2 separate regions of the Homo sapiens genome follow, and region 2 is linked to region 1. The links are chromatin contacts, found by Hi-C in ENCODE. All regions are on one chromosome and are shown on one strand. The core of a region is the stretch at or near the end of the contact, and the rest is flanking DNA. Distances in the headings are between cores, read along the strand shown.

The links. A loop is a pair of places that touch in the nucleus more often than their neighbours do. Pooled maps may share reads with other maps.
Region 2: a loop to region 1 is called in a map of naive thymus-derived CD4-positive, alpha-beta T cell, with 6 times the contacts of the local background. The contact joins the promoter of TREML2 here to the promoter of FOXP4 in region 1. A Hi-C loop is called at or near these places in 2 of 168 maps with a recorded cell type or tissue (both naive thymus-derived CD4-positive, alpha-beta T cell), 6 of 37 single-sample maps with no recorded cell type and 9 of 50 pooled maps.

What each region holds. Positions count from the first base shown.
Region 1 is chr6:41,542,237-41,549,972 of GRCh38, reverse strand. FOXP4 (forkhead box P4) reads right to left here and starts at 3,592. Exons shown (of 17, transcript NM_001012426.2): 1 at 3,106-3,592. It overlaps FOXP4-AS1 (FOXP4 antisense RNA 1), which reads left to right and starts at 1,352. Exons shown (of 2, transcript NR_126415.1): 1 at 1,352-1,595. RefSeq lists silencers at 2,276-2,425, 2,716-2,895, 2,966-3,645, 3,976-4,245, 5,288-5,582 and an enhancer at 3,796-3,905.
Region 2 is chr6:41,199,899-41,207,634 of GRCh38, reverse strand. It overlaps TREML2 (triggering receptor expressed on myeloid cells like 2), which reads left to right and starts at 6,486. Exons shown (of 5, transcript NM_024807.4): 1 at 6,486-6,681. The coding sequence starts at 6,627. RefSeq lists an enhancer at 6,198-6,267.

The DNA of each region.
Region 1 (7,736 bases), core at 2,343-4,842:
ATTATTATTTCACACAGTTTAGGCTATTCAAAAAATAAAGACATTGTGCCTGCTTAGGATGGGACTGGGGGGCTTGCACTGTGGCTGGAGAGACAGGAAACCGCCAAGGCAGTGGGGTAGGAAGGGTTAAGATGCAGGGAAGGCTTCCTGGGGAGACAACCCTTCCCTCCCCTTGCACCTCACAACTCTCCTCTGAAACAGACACCCTGTTCCCATTCTTCTCCCCTCCACCCTCCCCCCCACCATGTGATATCTGTCTCTCCTACCCCAACAATCTGAGGTCCAGACAGCAGACCCCAGCCTTCACTGCTTGGGTACCCCAGTACTCAGCCTGGGACCTGCCCAGGCAGAGTAGGGGCTCAGCAAACATTTGGGGGAATTACTGGATCAAAAGCAAGCCTTCCTCTCCCAGTCCCTCTGCTTCCCTCCCACCAAGGAAGAGGTATGTTTGGGGTAGGGGCCCAGCAGGATATGCACATTCCTGGCAAGAAGGGACCTACCTGCCTACAGCCAGAACGGAAGTTTTCGGCTCTAAAGGCAGAGGAAGGGGGCTGGGGGCGTCTAGGTGTGAGGAAGATCCCTACACAGAAAGGGACAGGAGCAGGTCCCTTTGCAAGTGGGACCCTTTGCAAATGCTCTGGCCCTGGCGTTCTCCAGCACTGGGGTCAGGTCTTTCTCTCTCCAGGGCTCAGGGGTTCCCCAACTCCGTAACTCCTGGGAAACCTGTCCAGGACAGGGAGAAGGACAGAAAACTCCACCCAGGCGCCCAGCCCTTGGTGCCAGGAGAGAAGGCTCCCATGGTCTCCCAAACTTAGTAGCAAGGCTGGAGCCAGGATAAAGTGGGTCCTGAGGGTCCCGTCCCGCAGGAGAGATTCAGCGCTCACCCTGGCCCTGGGTGTGGAGGCTGAGAGGGGGCAACCACAAAACCACCTCTTCCCCTTGCCACCTTGCCCCACTGACTAGAGTGTGAGTGACTCCCCCAACTCACAGTTTTTTGAGTTTCAGATCGAAAGGGCACCATGGGAGCCAACAAGCTGTCCAGGTACCAAGAGCAGAGCCCCAGTATCCTCCCTCCAGCCACCAGGTAACAGAGCCCCAAAACCCCGAGGCAAAAGTTTCTCAAGTTGAAAAAAAAAAAAAAAAAAAAAGGCCTTCAGACTTCCCCACAGCGGTTTTCCGCGGGGGCGGGCAGAGGTTTTCTGAGGCCGTGGCTCCCCTTCAGGCGGCTGGGTCCACTGGGCCTGGCCTTCGGCCCCTGCACCTACCGGCTGGTTCGCAGCAGGGGGAGGGGGTGGGGGAGAGCTCAAAATGCCCGGTGCCCGCAGGGCATGGCGGTCAGGGGGCCCTTCAGCCCTGGTTTTCTGTGGAAAGTGAGCTTCTGGGTTCGACAGTGGGACCGGCACAGACCTTCCCGCAGCTACAGGCCATACGACAACCCCGCTGCTCTTTCTTTCTGCGGGCACTCGGGCCAGTCCTAACAATTGCCCCTCAAGCTGTGTGTGCTGCCCTAACCCTCAATCCCGAACCCGAAACAGTGCGTGCTGGGACGAATCTAGGCAGGTCTCCGAAACCGGGGTGAAGATGCTGAAGTTCAGGTAAAAACCCGCATTGGCCAAAATGCTCCCGGGCTTTCTCGGGAGTCACCCGAATGGCAACTTCAGGCTCGGGTTTGGTTCTCCGGACTCCCCACCCCTATTCCCGGCTCCAGGCGCCGCGGTCAACCTGCGGGGAGACTAGACGTTGGGGTGCCAGACACGCGGTGATCTCCAGACGCCCGAAACGCCAGGCGCCGAGTGAGCGAGGAAACCAGCCGGGAGGGGGCTGGCCAGGGAAGCCGGGGAGCAAAGGAAAGAGCGGGGCGCGCTCTGGGCTCAGGGTTCCCATACCCTTTCCCCCCAACCTAGGATCGGGGTGGGACGCAGGTGTGTTCACGAGATCGCCCCAGTTGGGGGACACAGGGAATCCGCCGCCGTCTGGGCCTGTCTCAAAATCCGCATTCCGCGAAATTACCCGGTCCTTTATGGGGGCGGCCGGGACCCCAGGTCGCATTCTAGCGCCACTGGCTGTGCTCTGACGCAGCCCAAGGAAGTTTGTTTGGCGTGGATGAGGAGCCCGAGGCTGAAGCGCCGCCGGTCAGAGAGGTGCTGGGGTTGTCCAGGGGAGATACCAGACTCCTCAGTTGGGGCGGGGGGGGGTCCTGCTCGGTCACTCCGGGCTCCTTCCCTGGTGGCCTCCGGGCCCCCGTGGCCGCCCTCTCTTCCCCCCTTAAGTGGTGAAGCGGGAGCTCTCTCCACAGCGGGTGAGTAGAGGTGTCAGCCAGATCGTTTCCCCACCCTCCACCTCCGGCGCACAAATCACAGGGGCCATTTCCAGACGCTCTCAAGTCCCCAAGAAGTTTTCCGCTCTATCCCCGAGCTGACCGAGCGATGGAAAAGGGGCTGACTGGCCCTGGCACTTCCGAGGTGCGACCTCAGCAAGACAAGTCCCCTCTTCACCAGAGACGACACGGCGGGTAGGACCGCGATCCCCCGCTCTCTTGCCCCCATTTTCATCTGTCTCCGGCGCGTCCTGGGGAGTCCGGTACCGACTAGAGTTGGGGGGAGCCACTTCCCTTCCCAGCTCTGGAAAGTCTGGGCCGGGAAGTATTCTTTGTCTGACTCGGGGCGGGGAGGGGGTCGCGCCCCCGTACACCCCATTCCCAGAGGCCCGGCGGGGAGGGGGCGGGGCCCAGATTCTTGGGGAAGGGCGGGCCTCGGTGGCCTCTCCGGCCGCCCCCCTCCCCGCCCCGGCCTCCGGCTGCCCCCACTCCCGCCGCGCCACAGCCCCCACCTGTTCCCGAGGCAGCTCCGGCCCGCTGGGGCCCGGGCCAGGGGCGGAATGTCGCGGCTGCGCGGGGTCAGTGCGCCACGGCCGGCCCTGGCTGGAACAAAGTGCGCCGGCCCGGGCCCGGCTCCTCCTGGCGCCCGGCGCCCAGCGCGTCTCGGGCGGGCAGTTTGCAAACACAAAGTGAGCCAGCGAGCGGGCGAGAGAGTGCGCGAGCGAGGGAGTTGGTCTGGTCGCCCGCCCAGCCCCCACCCACGTCCCTGGGCCCGACCCGCCACCTACCTGTCCCGCCCGGCCGCTCCGTGCGGGCTCCGGCCCGTCAGCCCGCGCGGGGCATGGGGCTCGCTCCGGTCGCAGCCCGGGCCCGCCGCCGCCCGCCGGGGCTGCCCTTCCGCGCCGCCCCGCGTCGCGCAGCTCCCGGGCGTCCTCCCAGCGCGCCGGGCCGACCGCCGCGCGCCTCAACCCCGCCGGGGCATGGCACTTTGTGGGCTGCTTGGCTCGCTCCGGCTCCGCTCTTCCTTCCCGGTCCTTCCGCGACGCTCGTCAGCTCGCTCCGGCTCCCGGGCTCCCGGACCCCGGCGTCCCCGCCCCCGGCCCAGCCCTGGTTCCGGCCCGGGCTCCTCCCCGCCGCGCCGCCGCCGCCTGCGCCGCGCCCTCCTCGCGGGCTGGGGGCTCCGTCCCGGCCGCCGGCCGCCGGCCGCACTGTCCGGTCCGCAGGGACGGCGGGCTCCGGACTCCGAGGGGCTGCGACTGAGCCTGGGCTGCGAGTGGCTGCGAGCGGGCGGCGCGCGGGCGGGGCGGGAGGGGGCGGGGGAGGAGGAGGGTGGAGAGGGAAGGAGGGAGCGCGCGGAGAGCGAGGGAGGAGGGAGCGAGAGAGCAAGCGGCGGAGGGAGGGGAGACCAACTTCTAGTGCTACCATAATTCGCCTAAAGCAGGTGCAGCAACTTTCACCCCGCCTGGCAGCCCGCTGAGAGCGAGAGAAAACCACGTGCACCAAACTTTAGGGGAGGAAAAATGGGAACGTGGGGAGAAGACGTGAGGCGGCAGATCTGAAAAAGATGGTAGGTGGAGGGACCCCAGGGATTCACCCTGGCCTCGGACTAATCCTATGGGGCGCTTGCAAACCCCGGCCATCCCCTGGAGTCTGAAGGTACGGCCAAGTCCTGATCCCACACGGTTCACTGGTTCCCGGCGGGCTGCGCTCGGCGCGGGGAGTGGCCGGGGGCCCAGAGACGGAGCCAGTGTCAGGCCCGGGCCCTGTCTGGCCTCCCTCCTGCTCCCCACTGCGTGGGGGCTGGGGGTGGGCTTCCTGAGCCGAGGGTAGAAGGTGGGGAGGCCCCTTCAGGGCTTTGTGAACGGTCACCCCCTGGCGCGCACTGCCTCCCTCTGCGGAAAGGGAATTTCCCGTAAAGTGCTCTGCGAACCAGTGAAGAAGGGGCCCAAGGCCAGAGCCATGCGGGCAAAGTGAAGTGCAAAGTTGAGGCAATTATCCGGACAAATTAGATTGTAAACAAAACCCCGCGTCTCTGAACATCGCTTTTGCCCAGGGGGACTGGAGGGATTGTGGTGGTGGCGGCGATGGTGTGTTTGGGTTGGGAGGGGGAGGTCTGGGTGAGGAAATGCCCACGGCCCAAGGGGGAGGGCTGTGTTGTTAGCAGACGCACCACTCAGAGTCCCGTGGAAATCTCAATACCCGTCCCCCTCCCCGCCCCACACACGCCGGAAACATCTCCCATCTGTCTGCATGTGTTGGGGGTGGGGAGAAGTGAAGGAGGCCTCAGGGGTCCTCATGAAGTACCCCAACCCAGCTCAGTGATGCCGGGTCCCCATGACCAAGGGAGGATCCTGTTGTGGGATCAGGACAAGAAGACAGTGGCTCTTGAAGCCTCTCCTGGCCCTAAATCCTCAGGCAGGTGGACAAGAGGCTGGCATAGTATGTGAGCCCCTGTGGAGTGGGAGCTGGAAGCCTGAGGTGTGGGGTCGGAGCTGCAAGGATTGATGCTTAGTTGCCTGGGGGGAGGGGATTTCTTGGCCGTTCCAGTGGTCCTTGAAAGAAAAGGGGACCTCAGAGAGGAGGCACCCTCTTGGGTTGTTTTTCATCACTTCTGTCCCTTTTCTGCAATGTTAGTGACACCTGCACAGGTCCACATTTTATGTATTTGCCTTTTTGGGCAGGTGGGACAGGCATACTTAGGTCCTGCTGGAGCGTTTTAGATTTCTAGGTGTGAAATTGTGCAGGGAAGACTCTAAGTGCCATTTATGTGGATATCTCAGTGTCCTTTCCAGTGTGGCAACTGAGATAACCATAGCCATAAGAATAAAATAACAGCTAACATCTGAGTCGTACCACCCACCAGCCATTTAATCTTCACAGTAACCCCAGGAGGGAGATATTTGTATTATCTCCATTTTATAGAAGAGGAAACTGAGGCACAAAGAGATCAAGTAACTTGCCCAGGCTTACACAGCTGCTGGTCAGTGATGAGCCAGATTCCAACTAGAGCCACTTCAGTGAGGACAAGAAAGAAGCTCATGGTGGTCTCTGAAGCGACACTGCCTGCTTGTGGGTTAGCTGAGGGGAAGGATATTCTGGGAGAAAGAAAGCCCTTGGTAGTACTATCTGATTTACCTTCTGTTGAGGCCCAGCTCTGGTGGAAATCATGGTGTGTGGACAGCCCTAGGCCAAGCCTGGAGTGGCAAGTCCTTGTGTCAGACCAGCTGGGCCAGTGACTATGTCCTCAGTTCTCCTTCCTATCCTTCTTGCAGCAAAGGCTGAGGGTGGGGTGAGAACTAGGGGCTTTGGAGACAAAAGAGAGAATTTCTGTAGGGGGGTATTGAATGAGGTGACCTCCGAGGGGCTTCTCCAGCCCTTTTCTGGCTGGTTCACTGAATGTTTTTCCCATCCCCTTCCTGCAGCAGCCCTTGTACCTTACACATGGGCTCACTTGCCCAGAGGGATTGCCCTGGGAAATGCTTCACTTTCAGTTCAGTTTACCCCTCATCTCCAGGCCAGTTCAGTTCCCAGCTCCCTGTGAGCTACAGTGGGGGCTCAAGGCATCAAAAGACCCTGTCTTGTCTTCACCTAAAGGGCATTTTAGCGAGGAAGACAAAGCCTCCCCAAAGAAAGATACAGAACAAATGCCCCGAAATCAAAGAAGCCAGTCCAAAGCCCTTCTTCCTGGTGCAAGAGCTTCGTTAAGAAGGTTGAAAAGAGTAGCCCTTGGCTCCAAAGTGGGAGTGACCGGGAGCAGGCAGGAGGGTCCTCTTTCTGTCCTTGTTCCTTCACAGGACTCAGGGCAGGTGCAGGTGCTTTGGCGGTGGCCGGAACCAAGGCTCATGGCTTGGCCCCTCCAGGGGGGCCATAGTTAAGAGCACAGGGGCTAGAGTCAGGCAGCCTTGGGTTGAACTTCAGCGTCTGTCACTTAACCAGTGTGTGACCCAGGCAAGTTACATGATGTTTGAGTCTCAGTTAACTCACTCATCACCTCACTCATCAATTGGGAGGTTGGGAGGCCTCCTTGGGTGTTTGGGAGGGAGGATGGGCAAAACTTCTAGCCTGGTAATGTGTTCCTCACATGCTTTCCATAATTACTTATTTTCCCCTTGATGAGCTCCAGGGTCCTCACTTAAAATGACGAATGCTGACCTCACAAAACTGCAAATCATGAGTTGCCACTTATTAAATGCTTGCCAGGCAGTCGAATAACGTGCTGTTCAGCTTATCACCCCAGCAATGGTGACTCTTCTGCAGGTGAAGCTAAGAGAGGTCAAATGACTTGCTCAGTTCACATAGCTAGGAAGTAGTGTGGCGAGGACTTGCTCCCAGGTCTCCTGCTTTGAAGCAGACGCCCTTTCCCAAGGTCAGCCGCCACCCTATTGTGGAGGTGAAGTGGGCTGATGGATGAGCTTGTTCCTAGCAGCAGGCCTGATACTCAGGAGTAGGTTGGGGTGGTAGTGGTGTGTACATCTAGAAACATTTGCTTCATTCCCATGGTCCCAACAAACCTAAGCCCAGACAGTTTATGTTTCTATTATTATTATTATTATTGAGACAGAGTCTCACTCTGTTGTCCAGGCTGGAGTGCAATGGCACAATCTCAGCTCACTGCAACCTCCGCCTTCTGAGTTGAAGCAATTCTCCTGCCTCAGCCTCCCGAGTAGCTGGGACTACAGGCTCATGCCACCATGCCCTGCTAATTTTTGTATTTTTAGTAGAGATGGGGTTTTGCCATATTGGCCAGGCTGGTCTCGAACTCCTGACCTCAAGTGATCTGCCCGCCTTGGCCTCCCAAAGTACTGGGATTACAGGCATGAGCCACTACACCTGGCCAAAAACTATTTTTTAGTTATTGAGGAATAAAACTTCATCAGCATAGGCCAGGTGTGGTGGCTCACGCCTGTAATCCCAGCACTTTGGGAGGCCGAGGCAGGTGGGTGGATTACCTGAGGTTGGGAGTTTGAGACCAGCCTGACCAACATGGAGAAACCCCATCTCTACTAAAAATACAAAATTAGCCAGGTGTGGTGGCACATGCCTGTAATCCCAGCTACTCAGGAGGCTGAGGCAGGAGAATCGCTTGAACATGGGAGGTGGAGCTTGCAGTGAGCTGAGATCGTGCCATTGCACTCTAGCCTGGGCAACAAGAGCGAAACTCTGTCTCAAAAAACAAAAAACAAAAATAAAACCCACTTTATCAGCATAATACAGTAACTCCACTCCACTCCACTCCTAAGTATATGCCAATAAAAATGCATATGTACATATGTTCACCAAAAGGCATACACCAGAATGCTAGGCCATCTACTCGCATGTGCTCACTATTCACAACAGCTGTCAACAATGGAATAGGTGACTAAACCACGGTCTTCTCATCCGTGGGCTAGTCCTTGGCAATGAGAATGAGCAAACCATT
Region 2 (7,736 bases), core at 5,237-7,736, 350 kb after region 1:
GATAATGATTAAGTCTCATAAGATCTGATGGTTTTATAAAGGCCAGTTCCCCTGTACATGCTCTCTGCCACCATGTAAGATGTGCCTTTGCTCCTTCTTCACCTTCTGCCATGATTGTGAGGCCTACCTAGCTATGTGGAACTGTGAGTCCATCAAACCTCTTTTTCTTTATAAATTACCCAGCATCAGGTATTTCTTCATAGCAGTATGAAAAGGGACTAATATAGGCATCGAACAGAAGTCTCTTCATGTATATCTCAGCTCCTTCCACATGACCATCACCTATCTGTGAGAGGCACAACTTTTGCTTTCTTTATTTTTTTAATCCTCATTCCCTATTTCCACTTGCCTTCCCCTCCAAGGCAACCACTCTAATGCATGTGATATGTAACCTTAAATTTGAATATATTCTTGTAAAGCCTGCAGCTTTTTTTTCTGTGACTGTATTTTAACTTACATATAAGAAATTGTGATAGACATTTTTCATATATTCGTTTTGCTCCTTCCCGGGTACATATACAGAGCCCACTTCTTTTCAGTGCTTATTCCATTGTGTACATATCCCACAGTGTATCATTCTGAACCCAGGGTGCATGTGCTGTTTTGCCTCCACTTCTTCATATTGCAAACAATGCTGTGAGGAATATTGTCCATCATGTTCTCTGGTAGAATCAGGTGAGATTTCCTTTAGGACTTATACCCAGGTGGCATCAGCTGAGTTTTACGATCTCAGATGTCTAAGTAATGCTGTCAGCTTGTGTTGCCCGAAACACGAATCTAGACACTAGAGATTATTTTCTGTGAGTCTATGTGAAGTACACAGCACAACCTATGGAATAGTATTGCCAATAAAAAAAAATGGAAGGCAAGAGTAAATGTAGCTGAGTGATGCTACATGGGGGCTAGAAGTATGATTATCTTTTTAAAAAAATTTTTTTCGAGTCTGAGTTTTGCTCTTGTTACCCAGGCTGGAGAGCAGTGGTGCGATCGTGGCTCATTGCAACCTCCGCCTCCCAGGTTCAAGTGATTCTCCTGCTTCAGCCTCTGGAGTACCTGGGATTACAGGCACCCACGACCACGCCCAGCTAACCTTTTGTATTTTTAGTAGAGATGGGGTTTCATCATGTTGGTCAGGCTGGTCTCAAACTCCTGACCTCAGGTGATCCACCTGCCTCAGCCTCCCAAAGTGCAGGGATTACAGGCATGAGCCACCGTGCCCAGCCGATTATCTCTTTTTTGTGAGATACTTTTGTGCATGCTTGGGAATTTTCATAATTAAAATGATACCTAAAAATAAACAGTTGTGTGTCGAAGCCACTGCTGTTTGGTTTTCAGTCATATGTGGCTGAACCCAATCTTTTCTCGATTTACTGAACTTATGCAACTGCAGCAGATTGGGACGTGTTCACTTACAGTATGGAAATACTGAGCTTCACTTAAAGAACATGGGTAGTGGGATAAAAGTGGACTAAACAAAAATAGGTCTTCCTCAATCAGATGCTAAGAGCTAGCATTTAGTTATAACTTTTAAATATTTTATCTTAACATCCTTGGCCTCAAAATTGTCGTAATTCCCTTAACCACAATTTTCAAGTGGGTGGCAAATTTTATGTCATAAGTTAACATGTAAAAGACATATACTTCTTCAAAATTTTGAACATATTTCATTGTTTTCTTACCTTCCCAGTGTTGCTATGGAAATGTCTGATAACAGTCTGATGGTTATTCATCTTTACTGACCTATTTTATCTCTGGAACATTTTTATAATTTTCTCTTTGAATTTTTATTATAGTATGCTTAATATGGGCTATTTAAGTATCCATTCTATTTGGAACTCTCTGAATACATTCAATTTGATGTCTTAGATATTTGTCTAATTCTGAAAAATCCTCGGTACCATTTTTTCAAGTATTAATAGTTCTTCTGCTCCATTTACTCTTTTTTCTTCTTCTGGGAACAGAATGACAATAGAATATGTGGGAACTAAAAACGACAATAACCAAAATTAAAAGCTGACTACGTGGACTCCGTAGGAGAGTGGAGATGACAGAGGATGTAATTAGTTAACTGGAAGGCAGACTGAGAAAATTTACTCAGTCTGATCAGAGAGAAAACAGACTGAAAATAAATGACCAGAACGTCAGCTATCTGCGGGACATTAACATAAGAGCTAACCTTTGCATCATCAGAGTCCCAGAAGGAAAGGAGAAAAAATGTGAGACTGAAAATGTATTCAAAGAAACGTCTAAAGTAATCAAATCTGCCCAAAGACCTAAAGTTACAAATACAAGAATCTGATTTTATCCCAAATATAATAAGCCCAAAGAAATACACACCAAGACACAGCATAGATAGCCTTCTGAGAAGTAAAGACAAAGAAAATATCGTAAAAATGGCCAGAGAGAAATAATTATCTATAAAGGAATACCAATTCTAATTGTAGTGAATTTCTTATCTGAAACAATTGAAGCCAGAAAAATGTGGCACAACATTGTTCAAATGCTGTAAAAGACAAACAACACAATTGAATAAATATTTTTCCAAGGGTATACAAATGAGCAAATTGTGCATGCTCAAGATGAAGATGCTCAATATCATTAGTCATTAGGTAACTACAATTCAAAACTTAAGTACATTCACTGGATGGCTGTAAACAGAAAGCCAATACAAGTATTGGAGAGATTGTAGAGAAATGAGAACTCATACATTGCTGGAGAGGGTGTAAAATTTGCAGCCACTTTGGAAAACTATTGGTAGTTCCTGAAAATGTTAAACATAGAGTTGCCATATGACCCAGTAGTTCTACTATTGGTTATGTACTCAAGAGAAATGAAAACGTATGTCCACACAAAAACTTGTACATGAATAGTCATAGTAACACTGCTTATAATAGTTGAACAGTGGAAACAAATAAAATATTTGTCAACTGATAAATGGTAAACATATATATCCATTCAGTGGAATATTATTCAGCCTTTAAAAGGAATGATGTATTAATACAACGTATAGCACAAGTACAGCTACAACATGGACAAACCTGGAAAACATGCCAAATGAAAGAATCCAGTCACAAGGAACACATATTGTTCAATTATGTTTTTATGACATATCCAGAATTGATAAAGGCATTTTTGATTGAAGATATTTTTGTCTAGAAAGACAAAAATATTAGTGGTTGCCTGGGACTGTAGGAATGGGGACTGTGGTAAGCTGATAAATGGTCTCTTAAAAGATATCTGTGTCCTAATCCCTGGAACCTGTGATTGTTACCCTTATATGGCAAAAAACAAAAAAAAAATGATCTTTGCTGATATGAGTGAGTTAAACATCTTGAGATGGTGAGATTATCCTGGATTACGTAGATGGGAACTAAATGCAATCACATGTATCCTTATGTAAGAGAGTCAGAGTGGGATTTGAACACAAAGAGGAGAAAGTGATGGGAAGATGGAGCAGAGGGAGACTGAAGATGCTGGCCTTGAAGATTGGAGTAAAACAGCCCCAAACCAAAGAATGCTGGCAGCTACCTGAAGCTGGAAAGGCAAGGAACAAATTTTTCCCTAGTGTCTCTGGAGAGACTGCAGCCCTGTCGACATCTTCATCTCAATACAGTGTGAACTGACTTCAGACTTCTGCCTTCAGAATGGCGAGACAATAACTTAATACTGTTTTAAGCCACCAAGTCTGCAGTAAACGGATCCAGGGAGTGCCTGCTAACGGGCATGGGGTTTCTTTGGGTGGGGAAATCCTGCAAAATTGGTGTTAGTTGTACAACTCAGTGAATATATTGAAAACCACTGAATTGTATGCTTTAGATGGGTCAGTTTTATATTATGTGAATTATAGCTCACAGAATTGTTGAAAAAAGTCATTGTGACCTTGGGTTAAGCAAAGATTTATTAGATATGACATAAAAATTGATTCATAAAAATTATATATTGGACTTCACCAGAATAAATCAACATAAAGTGCTTCACTTTTCCATTCTGGAAAGAGAGAAATGACAGGAAAAAACCCCACCAGATCAGTGTTTGTCTGGGACTGAAGGGATGACTAACAAGGAGCAGAGGAAAGCTTTTCGGGATGATGGCACTCTTCTCTGTCTCCATTACGGCATTGGATACAAGTCTCTAGAACTCCCAGAACTCGTCACTGAAAAGGGTGAATAGTACTGTATGTAAATTAGGCCTTAATTTTTAAATGGGAAAAATAAATATAAAGACAAAATACACTGCTGTATTAAATCAAATGATAGATGTAAAAGTCTAATGTATACGTATTTTTAATGATTTTGACCAATGCTTCCAAATTTCTCTTAAGAAAGATTGAATCCAGTGCATACTTCCTCGATCAGCGAATGAATGTTTGATTCTTTCTACCCTCATCAGCACAGTGATCCCAAGGGTCACACTTTAGACGATGATTGGCTCAGTGCTGGGCGCACTGTATCAGTTTCATAGAATCATGGATTCCAAGCGCATAAAGTCCCCACAAGAGATAAATCCCCCACTCCTGAAGCAACTTACTGTTCTGATGGGGGAAGGGATGGAGGAACTTACTGTGTGTGCTGGGGAGGGGAGATGGCCCCTGAACTCAGGGAGCTCAGGAAGTTCTGAGGACTGGGTGAGAAACATTGAAAAAGGAAGGGTGAATAAGGAAAACAAAACACGTCTGTGAGCTGAGAGGTCTCAAGTGACAATCGTGTCTCATTCCTACGCCCCCAGTGCCTACCTAGCCCCATGCATAGCAATGAGGTTGTGGGAATGAACAAATGAATGAATGAATTAATGAGTGAGTGAATGAGTTGAGAGACTACAAAAGCTTAGGGTCAGCCGAGATAGACTTCTTTGCTTGGAGCTTGGGGCTTCAAGGTCAATTTAAGATTGTGGCCATGCAAGCTTGAGGACTTTTTGCTCTGAGTCCTGTTAAAATTAATGAAAATGGAGACCAGGCCTGAAGAGTCCCTGAGCAAAAATTAAAAAAACAGTTAGGCCTCATAAGTGACCTCAACTTTGCTTGATTTGCAAATATCAGTGAAACTTAACACGAGCTATTTCTTGTAAATGTGTATATTAAGGAAAAATAGAACTTAAGCTCAACCAATCAAAAGAAACTTATATAATTAACTAGGGTCTTTCCAACAGGATAGGCCAAATAAGGGAACTATATAACTATAACTAATTAAATATTTTCTTCAGTTTACTTGTCCTGTAGGAGTCTTCCCCTTGCATTCCCCCAGTGGAGCTCCTCAACCTCTTCTGTTTGGAGCTGCCTGATTCATGAATTGTTGTTTGCTGAAATAATCTGTTTAAAATTTTATTGTGCCTCAGTTTACCTTTTGACAGTCCCATCTAAGGAGTAGAAACATGGCACTAGTGAGTAGGGGGAGCATACATAATCACGGGAGTCCAGCTGGGTCCCCACACACTGAAGGAGCAGATGACACAGGTACCGGACATCAAAAATTGATGCTTCTGATTCTAGGCCTTGGGGTAAGTGAAGGGTGTGGTCTTGGGCCTAGTGCTGGGTCATTTCCACTGGAGCTGGTGGCTGTACAGGCGAGATAGCATTGAGCAGGAGGAAGTGGAGGGCACTTGCCTGCGTGCTGACGTAGGCTGGAGGCAGGGGAGGAAGGGGGTCTTGAGATGAGGTGGGTGAGGGGAAGTACTGCGGAGGCTGTAGGAAGCCTGCACGAGGGACTAGGAGTCTAGAGGGAGCTGATGGTGAGTAGAGTCGACAGGAGGAGAGGCAGGGAGAGGGACAGAGAGAGGAGACGTATGGATAGGGAAAAGGAGAGGCTGCTGGGGTGTGTGTGAGACTGTGTGCATGGGCGTGTGTGTGTGTGTGTGAAAGTGAATAAAAGACAAAGTGAGACTGTGAGTGTGAGTGCATGTGCATGCACACCTGTGTGTGAGAGTACAGGAACCCCTCCCTCAACCCAAAATTTATGCCCTGAGTCTTAACAATTTGCATTTTTCCCGCTTGACAAAAGTAAGATTTCAAGTGAGCCTGTAAGAGGTTATTTGCAACAGTGAACACAAGTGACTGTTCTGAGCAGCCAGGAGCCTGGGAGAGAGAGAGAGGAAGGAACAGAAAGAATCTGCAATGAATGAATGAATGAGAGTTTATAAGAACTTCCCTGTGAATGTATATATGTAAGAAACTAGGGTCTGAGATGCTCCATCTCAGCCTAAGAGCCCGCACCCCTGGGTCTCTGAGCCCAGAAGATTCCAGGAAGGTCTATACCTGACGTTCCAGAAGCCTCACCCCAGCCCCCTTGCTGGATCCTAGGGACCAGTTTCTGGGGGAGGTTGGGGAGGGCGGGGAGCCCTCTGACTGTGAGTCCTCCCGGCTTGGGGCCCCAGACTGGGTGGAGCAGCCACACCTGCCTGAAGTTCCGAGGAAAAGGGCGGAAACAGCTGCCAGCACCGCCCTCATAATAGGCTCAATGAATCCCTGCGGTTGGCTGGGGGCAGTGGGTCCCACACTGCCTCACTTCCCTAAATGGGCAGCTTCACTTTTAGAACCCCGGGTCCTTCCCTGGCAGGCCCAGGTGGCACATCCTGTGTCGGGTGGGCCCTCACCTTGGATCTCCAGGCCTGACACTGCCCAGCTGGATGGAACCATGGCCCCAGCCTTCCTGCTGCTGCTGCTGCTGTGGCCACAGGGTTGCGTCTCAGGTGAGGGGAGAAGGGGCTGACTTGTGGAGGAGGGAGTGGGTACAGAGGCAGGAGCTCAGGGCCTTTTTCTTACCCTCCTTACCAGCAGTTTTCTTGTTTAGTGTTTTGTGGGTTGGGGAAGGAGGAGATTAGGGCTGACTTAGCTCTTTACCCTAATATCAGGCCCCAGGCGAAGCTAACCCAGGCCTCCCAAGCCAAGATAAAGCTCTGGACCCTCTCTGCATTGGCTCCTTTATCTGCTAGGCTTCCTCAGGCTTTAAAGCAGAGCCCTCAATTTCCTCACACAAATAGCTTTCTCTGCTTGGCCTCTGTCAGGAAGCCCTGCTTAGTTATGACAGCAATCATTGCATCATGTGTGTTTTGAACTGAATTTGAACATTTTTCTTGAAATGCTGATGCCACATCCTGTCCCTGCCTCTGTCCTGAAGGGACCAGTGTGTGAATGCCTTTCCCACCTCACAGATACCAATGCTCCTTGAGGAACCTCACCCATTCCTGCCCCTCTCGCTGCCATGGCAACCAAGTTACCACTTCCTGTTCAGTTCTGGGCATGGTGGGGGTTGGCAAAACTCACCACTGCCTGTGAGAGGGGTGGGAGGTGTAGGCACACATGAAGACATTGCCCTGGAGACCCATCCCAAGGTCACCCAACTCTGCACCTCCCAGAGGGTAGAGAAACAGCTTCCCACTGCCAGGGCAGAAAGGGGTCTCTCTTGTGCTAAGAAATCCTGGGCTCATCCACCAAATAATGAAGTTGGATCATTCTGTTTAGTTTGCAAGGGACAGAGGGATGCTTAGAGAGGGTGCTGCTTCACACAGAGCCTCAGCTCTAGTGGCTGCTGGCTGGGACTTGGGACGGATATCCTGGATTCTGGTGGGACAGATGTCCTGGATTCTGGGCCCTTGACTGTCACAGCTCTGGGTTCCATTGGGGGAACTGGGAGGCCCCAGCATGTGGGAAAAGGAAGCATGAGTTGAGCATGCACTGTGTGCAAAGCACTGACCTGGGGCAGAATTCTCACAGCAACCTGTGAGGGGTGTGGTGCTATTCTCAC